Regions from separate parts of the Homo sapiens genome. Here region 2 is linked to region 1. A link is a loop called in an ENCODE intact Hi-C map of the cell type or tissue named here. Cell type or tissue: gastrocnemius medialis. All regions are shown on one strand. Each heading gives the region's core, and the rest is flanking DNA. Links, peaks and the distances in the headings are about the cores only.

Region 1 (5,395 bases), core at 101-5,100:
GATTAGGGCAGGCTCTTAGGCAGGTCCAAAAATGGCTTGAGAGTGCAGGGAAAGGAGACTGGTTTGTGGTTTATTGTGGTTAAAGGTTAGGGCTGAGGTGAAGGTTCCCACATGTGGGTTGGGGCTTGCGTTGTTTGAACATCCCACCAGTACCAAAAGAGGGAGTTTATCAGCTTACCCAAAAGTAGACTGGAAGGGGAAGAGAGTGTCCTGGAGCTTGAAAACTCTCTGTAGACAAACATCAAAAATTATAGATACAACCACAATTGGAAAGATAGATTTACAAGGAAACATTATATATGACCCTAAGACAATGATTTTGAAAAACTAGAGAAAATGAATTATTTCCTAGGAAAACACTAGTATTGATTCCCCACAAAATATAAAATCATGATGGACCAATCACTGTAGAAGAGATCAGAAAAGTAAAGATCTATCATTACAAAGGCACCAAGCCCAGATAGTTTTACTACTAAGGACTAGCCAACTTGTAAAGATCAGTTAACTCCTAGATGAAACTAATCTAGAATTATAAGATGACAAAAATTACATAAATGCAAAGTCATTGAAGAAAAGGTTACTACCAACCTAATCCAGCAGGATAGTAAAAGAAAAATCACTTCATAGAGTTTATTTCAGGAATCAAAGAATGGTTCAAGATTAGAAATCTAGCAATAGAAATATCCATACTAATGAATTAAAGGAGAGAAACCATCTAATTATTTCAAGTTACTTCAAATATGATAAAATTTAGTAGTTACTCCTTATAAAAACTCTAGGAGTGGATGAAAATAACTGAAACACAGTAGAGATGAATTACCCACAGTCAATAAAAACTACATTAATTGGTGAAATACTTGTGGGCACTTCTATTAGTAATTAAACACTAAATTACTTAGTAATTAGTGCTTGTTTAGAATTCACATTTCTGGTCCCTGGTCCCACCCTTGAGGTTCTTAATCAGAAGGTCTCCAACAGAACAGAGCTCAGTTTTCAAGTAACACTATTACATAGCATTGACTTAAAGATTCTTTATTCTTTAAATCTGCCACTCACAGTATTCTTTCAAGATTAGACACGAATTGGTAATTATTACAGATGACAGCCACTAATGCCAGATTCTTAAGTGGGAAAATGTGAGATGTTAGGTCTCTCTCTCTCTCTTTTTTTTTTTTTTTTTGAGGCAGGTCTTGCTTTGTCATCCAGGCTGGCATGCCGTGGCGTGATCACAGGGTTCACTGCAGCCTCGACCTCCCAGGTTGAAACAAATCCTCCCACCTCAGCCTCCTGAGTAGCACATGCCACCATGCCCAGCTAATTTTATTTTTTGAAGAGATAGGATCTTCCTATATTGCCCAGGCTGGTCTCGAGCTCCTGGGCTCAAGCGATCCTTCTGTCTTGGCCTCCCAAAGTGCTGAGATTACAGGCATGAGCCACTGTGCCTGGCCTGAGATGTTAGGTCTTTATGGGAGAAGCCAAGATGGAGGCGAGATTCGATAGGTCATGAACAAAGACAGAGCAGGTGGATGCTGCGTAGGGTGCAGGAGAATTATGGTCCAGGAGGCAAGTGGGAAGGGATGGCTTTGTGTGGACAAAAAGTAGAGAAATGCAAGAAATACATAGGACAATTTTTAGAAGTCCAATTCAAGAGTCAGAATGGTGGATAGATGACAAAAGGTGGTTGGTACAGCTCTTTTTGCTTCAGGAGTGAATGGTTTGACAAACTTCTTTAAAAATCGTTAAGTTTATCATAGTCGATGCAAATAGTAAATTCATTGCAGTCCAGGGGCTTCTGCTTGGCAATAAATTCCTCTAAAGTTATTTTTGAAGGGATGAGTCTTTGAGCTGTTGCCAAGGCTAGAAACAGTTTCCACTCTTGCTTTGATATCTTTAATGTGCTGACATTCGAATACAATATTTCAGATATGTGGAGAATGCAGGAAGGGATGGGCTGGGTATTGTGGTCACAGGAGTGACTGGATTGGAGCTGATGATACAAATGTGCCACTTCTTTGGGGATTCATGCTTTAGAGCAGTGTTTCTCATGATCCTGCTGTATTAGAACAACCTTAGATATTTCTTGAAAATTGAGCTCTGTTCTGTTGCAGACATTCTCATTAAGAATCTCAAGGGTGGGAGCAGGGACTGGAAATGTGAATTCTAAACAAGTTTCTCAGGTGTGTGTCCTAAGCACCCTCAAGCTTGAGATACTAGGAGAGATAAACAGCAGAGCAAATGTGCTCAGAGTGTTTTTTGTTTAAAATCTTGCTCCTTCACATTGTCTTTTTATTATGCTTTTATGTGATGTGTCTTTTATTCATAAAACACTTTTTATTTTATTATTATTTTTTAATACAGAGTGTCACCATGTTGCCCAGGCTGGTATCTGGCTCCTGAGCTCAAGCTCAGCCTCCCAAGGTGCTAGAATTATAGGCGTGAGCCACCGTGCCCAGCCACAATCTATTTTTGATGATAACAAGGAGTCCAGTTGTGTAATGTTCTTAGTCTGGTATCAAATTTGAAGACATGACTTGTAAACATTTGGCTACTCGACCCACACTGCCATCTAGTGAAATTTGTGTAAATTACAGCCAGCTGTAGCACAAGTACTTTAGCGTTGGGGAGTTTAGGGCTAGGCAATTCATGTATGATGCAAATGAATACACTTTCTGAATAGATGTCCTTTCACAGTGATTAGTCTCACTGTCAGGGGACCACGGCTATTACATTACAACGTTGCTTTGTAAGTATTTAGAATTTATTTGTTGGCTTTTTTCCCCCTTACATATTTTGTATCTGTCTGTTTGTCCATCCTAGTGGAGTTAGTTATAATTTGTTCAGAACATTATGAATAAGAACCCTAAGTACTTTCTAAAAATTTTACCTTTAATAAGTATGAGTTTTCATTGAAGTCAAAGACATTTTGTGAATAATTCTTTAAATACTTTTTGTTAATTTAAAGGGAAAAAAGGAAAAAAAACCCTCATATTAGGACATTTTTGAGAGAATACATACTAGATTTTAAAAAAATTGAAGCATATGAATTAATATTAGCATTTACATATTGTATAAGAAACATATACGTTTTAATAAAATTTACTATACTCTTACAATATTAGTATCAATCTGAAAATCTTCTAATATATGTTAGTAGTAAGTTGAATAAGATATTGAAATATTACAGATCCATAAGCTTAATATTATCTTGTGGTTCATGAGTAAAAACAATTATAGTTATTATTTAAGCTTTGTGAAAATATTCATGTGTATGGTTACATAGTCATATTTACGTATACATAATTATCTTATTACTGTCAAAGTATATGTAATGAAATCACAAATGTACTTCATTACTCTTACATAATTGCAGGTTCAGATATATAGTAACAAAAGTATTTAAGTTTTATAGATAATAAAGTATAATACAATCTTTTTCATAAGACATTTAGACCTAATAGAGATTGCTTTAATGATAGCTTATATTAAGATCTTCAGGTGTGGTGGCTCAAACCTGTAGTCCCAAAACTTTGGGAGGCCGAGGCCAGGGGATCACTTGAGCCAAGACCAGCCTGGGAAAAATAGTGAAACCTCATCTCTACAAAAGATACAGAAATTAGCCGGGTGTGGTGGTGCATGCCTTTAGTTCCAGCTACTAAGGAGGCTGAGGTGGGAGGATCGCTTGAGCCTGGGAGGCCAAGGTTGCAGGGAGTGGTGATGGTACCATTGCACTCCATTCAACCTTGGGCGACAGAATGAGACTTTGTCTCAGAAAAAAAAAATCTGGCTGTGATTAGGTTAACATCAAAAAAGTTCTGGACAAGAAAAAAGGGGTAAAGAGTCTTAACAGGGGTAATGGGATGAATGGTTCTCACTTCTTTATTTCCTTAAAATAGCTGAAATCCCAGGAATTGTATTGTTTTTTCTGATTTTAAAAGGATCACACACTGATGACTTTGTTTTGCTCCCTAGGTTTCCTGACACCTTGAAGATCACTTGGCACATTGTATGTGCTAAATAAATATTAGCTGATGAACCCGGGAGGCGGAGGTTGCAGTGAGCTGAGATCGCGCCACTGCACTCCAGCCAGGGCGACAGAGTGAGACTCCATCTCAAAAATAAATAAATAAATAAATGGATAAATAGTAAAAATATTTAGCTGAATGCATAAACGAATCATAAATGTTCAATATAGAGTGACTCCCTACTTTAATACTGTAGAGATAATCACTGTTAACAATTTGCTGTATATTTCTCTAAATTTTTAAATGCATACGTTAACCTGTATATTATCTTAGAAAAAAAGACTACATTCTATATACTTTTGCAACATTGTCTTTCGCTTAGCAATATCTATGCCAGTAGTAATATCTATATTTACCTCACTTATTGGACATATAGTATTTAATTATATGAAGATGAATAAGTCATCACATATCTAGTCAGCCTTCCTCTGGGATATTTGGTTTACTTCTGGTGTTTTTTATCTCCAAATATAAGCTATGGTGTAACAAACATCTGAGTAAATGTATTTCCATGTACAAAAATCTGTGTGTACAGTTGACCCTTGAACAATGTGGGAGTTAGGAATGCTGATCATCGTCCCCAACCCCGGGTCCCTATGCAGTAGAAAATTCATGTATACCTTTTGACTTCCCAAAAACTTAACTAATGGCCTACTGTTGACTGGAAGCTTTGCTGATAACAGAAACTGTCATTAACACATATTTTGCATGTTGTAGGTATCATCTACTGTACTCTCACAATAAACTAGTGAAAAGAAAATATTAAGAAAATCATAGAGATGAGAAAATATGTTTACTATTCATTAAGTGGAAGTGGATCAGCATAAAGGTCTTCATCCTTATTTTCTTCATGTTGAGTAGGCTGAGGAGGAAGAGAAGGAGGAGAAAGAACTGTTGGTCTTGCTGTCTTGTGGTGGCAGAGGTAGAAGAAAATTCCAGTATAGGTTGACTTGTGCAGTTCAAACCTGAGTTGTTCAAGGGTCAACCGTGTATATGTGTGTTTGTGTGTGTGTGTGTGTATAGATATATGAATATATATGCTATTGTTCAACTAGAGGACATATTCATGAAAGTGGAATTGCTGAGTCAAAGGGAATGTCCATTAAAATTGCTAAATATTGCTAAACTTCCCTCCGAAAGTATGTTAACAGTACAGGAATCCCTTTCCTCCAACACTTTTGTCAAAAGCAAATATAAATTTATCTTAATTGACATAGAAATGAATGGAATGATTATGATTATGATTATGATGAATGACATTTCTAATCTGAATATTCTGTGTTAAGAAAAAAATATCTGATGAGAAGGTGCTTAGCCTACTTTATAGGGATTTATGAAAATAATTTTTCCATGGTGGACTAGCTTTTAAATTT
Region 2 (5,395 bases), core at 91-5,090, 340 kb after region 1:
AATTCCAGGAAGTGTAGTTTAGCCTTGCCAAGCTGACACATCACAAAGCCACCAGAGGGCAAAAATTAATTCCACTGAAATTCACCTAGTCATTCACTTAAACATCCAATAATTTTTTTGGAAATTGACTAAGTGTTTTATCTAGAATAATATATTAGAACAGGGGTCCCCAACCTTGTACCAGTCCATAGAACTGGGCCACACAGCAGGAGGTGAGCGGCGGACCCAGTGAGCAAAGCTTCATCTATATTTACAGCTGCTCTCCACCACTCATGTTAGCCTGAGCTCCGCCTTCTGTCAGATCAGCAGCAGCACTGGATTATCATAGAAGCACAAACCGTATCGTGAATTGCGCACTCAAGGGATCTAGGTTGCATGCTCCTTATGAGAATCTAATGCCTGATGATCTGTCAGGGTCTCCTATAACCCCCAGATGAGACCATCTAGCTGCAGGAAAACAAGCTCAGGATTCCCACTGATTCTATATTATGGTGAGTTCTATAATTATTTCATTATATATTACAATGTCAAACAATAGAAACAAAGTGCACAATAAATGTAATACACTTGAATCATCCCAAAACCATCCCCCACTCCACCTACGGTCCGTGGAAAAATTGTCTTCTGTGAAACCAGTCCCTGGTGCCAAAAAGGCTGGGGATCACTGTATTAGAAGGGGAACTAAAAATATTCTTTAAGTGTAATAAAATTTCTCTACTCACTAGCTATTAAGATATATCAAAAAGCTATAGTTGATATTACCACTATAGACAGAGACAGGCCAATTATTCTAGAGAAATTACAAAAAGATAACCGTGTGTATATAAAAATTTTGCCTAAAATAAGACGGGTATTTTAACTAACTGAGCAAAATAATGATTTTTTCAACAAAGGATATTGGGACAATATTTTAGCCACTGGAAAAAAAAATTAATCCCTATCTCCATCCTCATACAGAAATCAATCCCTTATGAATCACAAAATTTAAATGCAAAAAGTAACATAATAAAATTATTAGAATTGAGTATTTTTCTAGGCATGTTATGACATAAAAGCTATAAGTGTAAAATTGACTACATAAAACTTTGACTATATAAGCTACAAATTTTCACAATTAAAGAATACTATACACAAAACTGAAAGATAAGTAAAAAATTCAGGAGATTATTTTAATTAAATATGGCAGACAAAATTGACCATCCTAATATGTATTTTTAAAAATATGATCTTTAAAATCAATAATAGAAAAGAAGATGACTAAGGACATAATATACTGACAATTCACAAAAGATTAAAAATTCACATTAATATTTTAAGCTTTACTATTAACCAAAGAAACATAAAGCAATTAAATATCATTTTCACTAAGGTGGACAACAATGAAAAAGTTGATGAAACTTGGTGTTTGCAACAGTAAACAGTGTTAGCAAAGTAAATGAAGTAGATCATGCATTGTTTTGGGAGTAAACTGAAAAAGCTCTTCTGGGGGGCAGTTAAGTAATATGTATCAAAAATATAAATGAATAGTCTTTTTGTCTCAGAAACACCACACCTAATAATTTATCTTCAAGAGACAACTGCACCAATCTGTCAATATGTATACTGAAAGTTGTTTATGGAAGTTTTATTTATAATAACAAAACATTACAAACATTGTATATCCATCAACCTAAATGTACATACATCCAATATAATTCTATGCAGTCATTTAAACGTATTTTTGACATTAAACACTCATAATATATTGTGGAATGAAAATATATTGCATAATACGATCCTACATATGAAACTTGGAAACACAATTTTATATGTGCTTATGTATGCACAGAGATGGAAGGATGCATACAAACAAGCTAAAAGTGGTTGAGTGGAAAGCTGCCAAGTGATTTTTAACTTTTGTCATTTTCCTTTTTGATCTTTTTATTAAACAGTAAATAATTGTAATCTTTACAGTGAGCAAAGCAATACATTATTTTCATTTCAAGTAAAAATGCAGCTGTATTAAAATATTTTTAACTTCTTTTGGCAGATGTTCAAAGGCATAGAAACAATTTGAGGACTGGTAACATCTCTATTGGGTCATTTATGCCACTTCCTGGGTTAGTATATATTCAATTCCTATGGCTTTCAAAGAAAATATGACCTGTCATAAACACCAAATGTACAGAGGCAGGATAGATTCTCCAATATCTGCCATGAAAGAGCATCAAAAATAGATTCTGATTTGCCTGTCACTATCATGAAAAGTAAAATGGAAAGATTACTTGGTGTTTAACTTCAGACATCTGATATCAATTGGGCAGAATCCATCTTTCAGTTTAGAGTCGTTATCCCTCAGCCTGCTTTCAGGCCTAATCCCTTTTAAAAAATCTTAACAGTTTCCAGAGTTTGGTCTTTTTCCAATTTTCAGGACGTAAGCCTTTGGGAAAACTTTAGATCTAATCTTCCCTTACTGCCTTTCCCTTTCCTAAAAGAACAGAGTATTTCTTCACATGTTGGATTTTTGTGGTTATCATTTATCACTTTAGGCTTTCAACCACAAGTTCACCCATTATTTTGTAGACTTCTTAGTCTTTGTTGCAGTGTATAGGAGCATTCTTAAAATAGTTTTCTAGACTAGGACAACCTAAAAAGTAACATAAAAAGCTTTGGAATTATTAAAAATGATCCAATGATAAACTCCAGTGATGTAAATAAAAACAAAGCATTATATACGAGAGACATGGTTCTTTGAGCAATGAGTCATGTTATAAAATATTGCATTCGTGCTATATGAGAGGTGAGCTGTGTTTAGACCAAGGAAAAGTAATAGGCATACCCTGATTGATTTTAACAAGCCTTTAGATTCTCCTTCACCACCACCACCTACTCACCTCTTGGCAGTTTTGTCTATAAGCTAAAAAGATTAAGTCTGGACCTACCCACTGGTAGTGGGTGCATAACAAGCTGAAAGATTACCCATTAAGAATTGCTCCTCAGGAGCCTCTCAAGGGCTGATTTCATTTAATAGCTCTGACCTGGATAAAGAAATTGAGATTTCATCACATTTGCTCATGACACTAAATTAGCTGGGGCACATAACACCTTCTAGAATTTCCTTGATATATTTGAGAATGGCTTATAGACCATGTTGCAAAACAGTTCATTTAGGGACTAACTTAGGCCGCTCTGGGATGGAGAAAATCCACACATATGCAGCCAAGTTCTGAGAGTCTTATCAATCACCGTGAGCACTAGGCAAGAATGCAGCCTTTATGAAAAATACAAGATAAAATTTCAACATATCCAGAAAATCATTCATCCTTGATTCTTGGCACTGGTTTCTATATTCTCTTTTCAGTGCAGGAATGAGAGTGAATCTGGGCAGGGGATTCAAGTTGATTTAAAAATGAGAGAAATAGATCCTTTGAGAAGAAGCTAATAATCTTGCTTTACTTGCATTAAAGACTGAGAAGATAATATCTTTGGGAGACACTCACTGTATCAACAGAATTTGGCTAGAAAAAAATTAAGCTAAACAAACACTGGAATGGACCAAAAAGAATTATTGAAGTATTTTTGTCCTTTGAGATCAATTAAATGAAGAGAAGTGGTCATTTGTTTGGAAGTAACAAGGTGAATTGCAATCCTTTTGAAGTTCATTGCCTGCTCAGAGATTCTAGCAAATAACTTACTGTGTGTAAGATTGAAAAATGCAAGGAATTTTGAAAATGTAATACACATTAAATTATTTCAATAGATAGCATTCTTTTGTCAAAACATTGGGTTCAATTAATATCTCTCAATCACCAGTGATATTCAAGACACTATATTATTGATTTTTTGATACAAAAATTTGTTACATTCATTGTAACTTCCTTAAAGAAACTTAAAATTTAAAAAAGAGCATAGAATATATATATGCTAATGTATCAAAGCAAGTGTGATAAGTACCTTATCACAAGATAATACCAAATAGTACTACAGTTTAATAAAAGACCAACTTCTTAAATTATAATCATGAACTAATAGCAAATGCTTGCATAACACTTACCATGTTTCAGTCATTGTTCTAAGACCTTTCCATAGAGTAGCTTATGTAATATTCATAACAACCCCATAAAGTAGTTATTGTTTGTACCCATTTTATAAATGAGGAATCTGAGGCATGGAAAGTGAAGTAACTTAACCATTCTTATACAGCTCTCTGATAATTAAAACTCAGAGAGCAGTTGGTCAATCTAGAAAACTGGCAGAAATTTTGACCAGCAAAGTTGGAATAAGATTAAAGAAAGGAAAGAGGACTCTGACAGAGCTCATCAAGAAAAGAGGGTGATGTTAAGAAGTGTGTATTAGGAAATGAGTGGTTCTAGTTGTCTAGGAATGGTGTTCTTATTATGTGAGACTGAAAAGAGACACTGGGCTAGATGGTGGTGGGTCTTGGATGTGAGAGCAAAGGGTTTAGACTTAATTAAGTAGTCACTGAAAAAGCAAAGAAGCTTTTAAAAAAGAGGCACTTTAGTAAAAATGGATTTGGCCGGGCGTGGTGGCTCACGCCTGTAATCCCAGCACTTTGGGAGGCCGAGGCGGGCGGATCACGAGGTCAGGAGATCGAGACCATCCTGGCTAACACGGTGAAACCCCGTCTCTACTAAAAATACAAAAAATTAGCCGGGCGTGGTGGTGGGCGCCTGTAATCCCAGCTACTCGGGAGGCTGAGGCAGGAGAATGGCATGAACCCAAGAGGCGGAGCTTGCAGTGAGCCGGGATAGCGCCACTGCAGTCCAGCTTGGGCGAAAGAGTGAGACTCCGTCTCAAAAAAAAAAAAAAAAAAAAAAAAAAATGGATTTAAGGAAGACAAATTTGTGACAGAATGAGAGAAGTGGAAAAATCAGAAAGTTAAAAGTTACTGATAATCTATAATTAAAATTATGGAAATTTACTAATTCCAGAAGCACTTGGGTATTTTTTATGATTTTGTAATCAAGAATTAGCGGTATGGAATAACACGTGCAATAACATTCTATTGACAGAACATTATTCCAGGAATGAAAAAAATTGGGTTTCTTCTGGCATTTTAAACCTAACTAATTTATAGTAGATGCTTGGAGACTTGTGTTGTGAAAGACTGTGAGGCCACCTCCAATGACAGGAAAGAGTGGAGAGTGCCCAAGTAAATGTCAGTGATGTTTCATCTGCACTCTTTGCCTTAATGCCTAAAGTTGTGATGGGTATGGAAGATTTATGTATCATTTTACCAAAGTTGTGCTCATGTTAAAGTTAATCCAAATAAAACATAGTACATAGAAAGATGACTGACTATACTGAGAATATTACCAAAAAATGTACCCAGAGAACGGGATTTGAATTGAACCTTGTTGTTTACTATTTGAATGTCTAGAGTAGGGCACTTAGC

The links. Peaks named below come from ENCODE experiments on the same cell type or tissue, not always from the same donor. Only the 100,000 strongest peaks of a DNase experiment are listed, where the experiment ranks them.
Region 2: it touches region 1 in a loop (3-fold over the local background); 1 of 110 quality-filtered maps calls a loop at or near these places.

What each region holds. Positions count from the first base shown.
Region 1 is chr6:99,743,911-99,749,305 of GRCh38, forward strand. No RefSeq gene overlaps it. Among named protein-coding and RNA genes, the nearest start is that of PRDM13, 140 kb to the left of the region's middle. In gastrocnemius medialis, for the core only: a CTCF peak has its summit at 2,573 (motif pointing left); a DNase peak (open chromatin) is centred at 2,491; H3K27ac peaks cover 635 bases.
Region 2 is chr6:100,082,042-100,087,436 of GRCh38, forward strand. No RefSeq gene overlaps it. Among named protein-coding and RNA genes, the nearest start is that of MCHR2, 91 kb to the left of the region's middle. In gastrocnemius medialis, for the core only: no CTCF peak of the experiment used is centred there; no DNase peak of the experiment used is centred there; H3K27ac peaks cover 1,932 bases.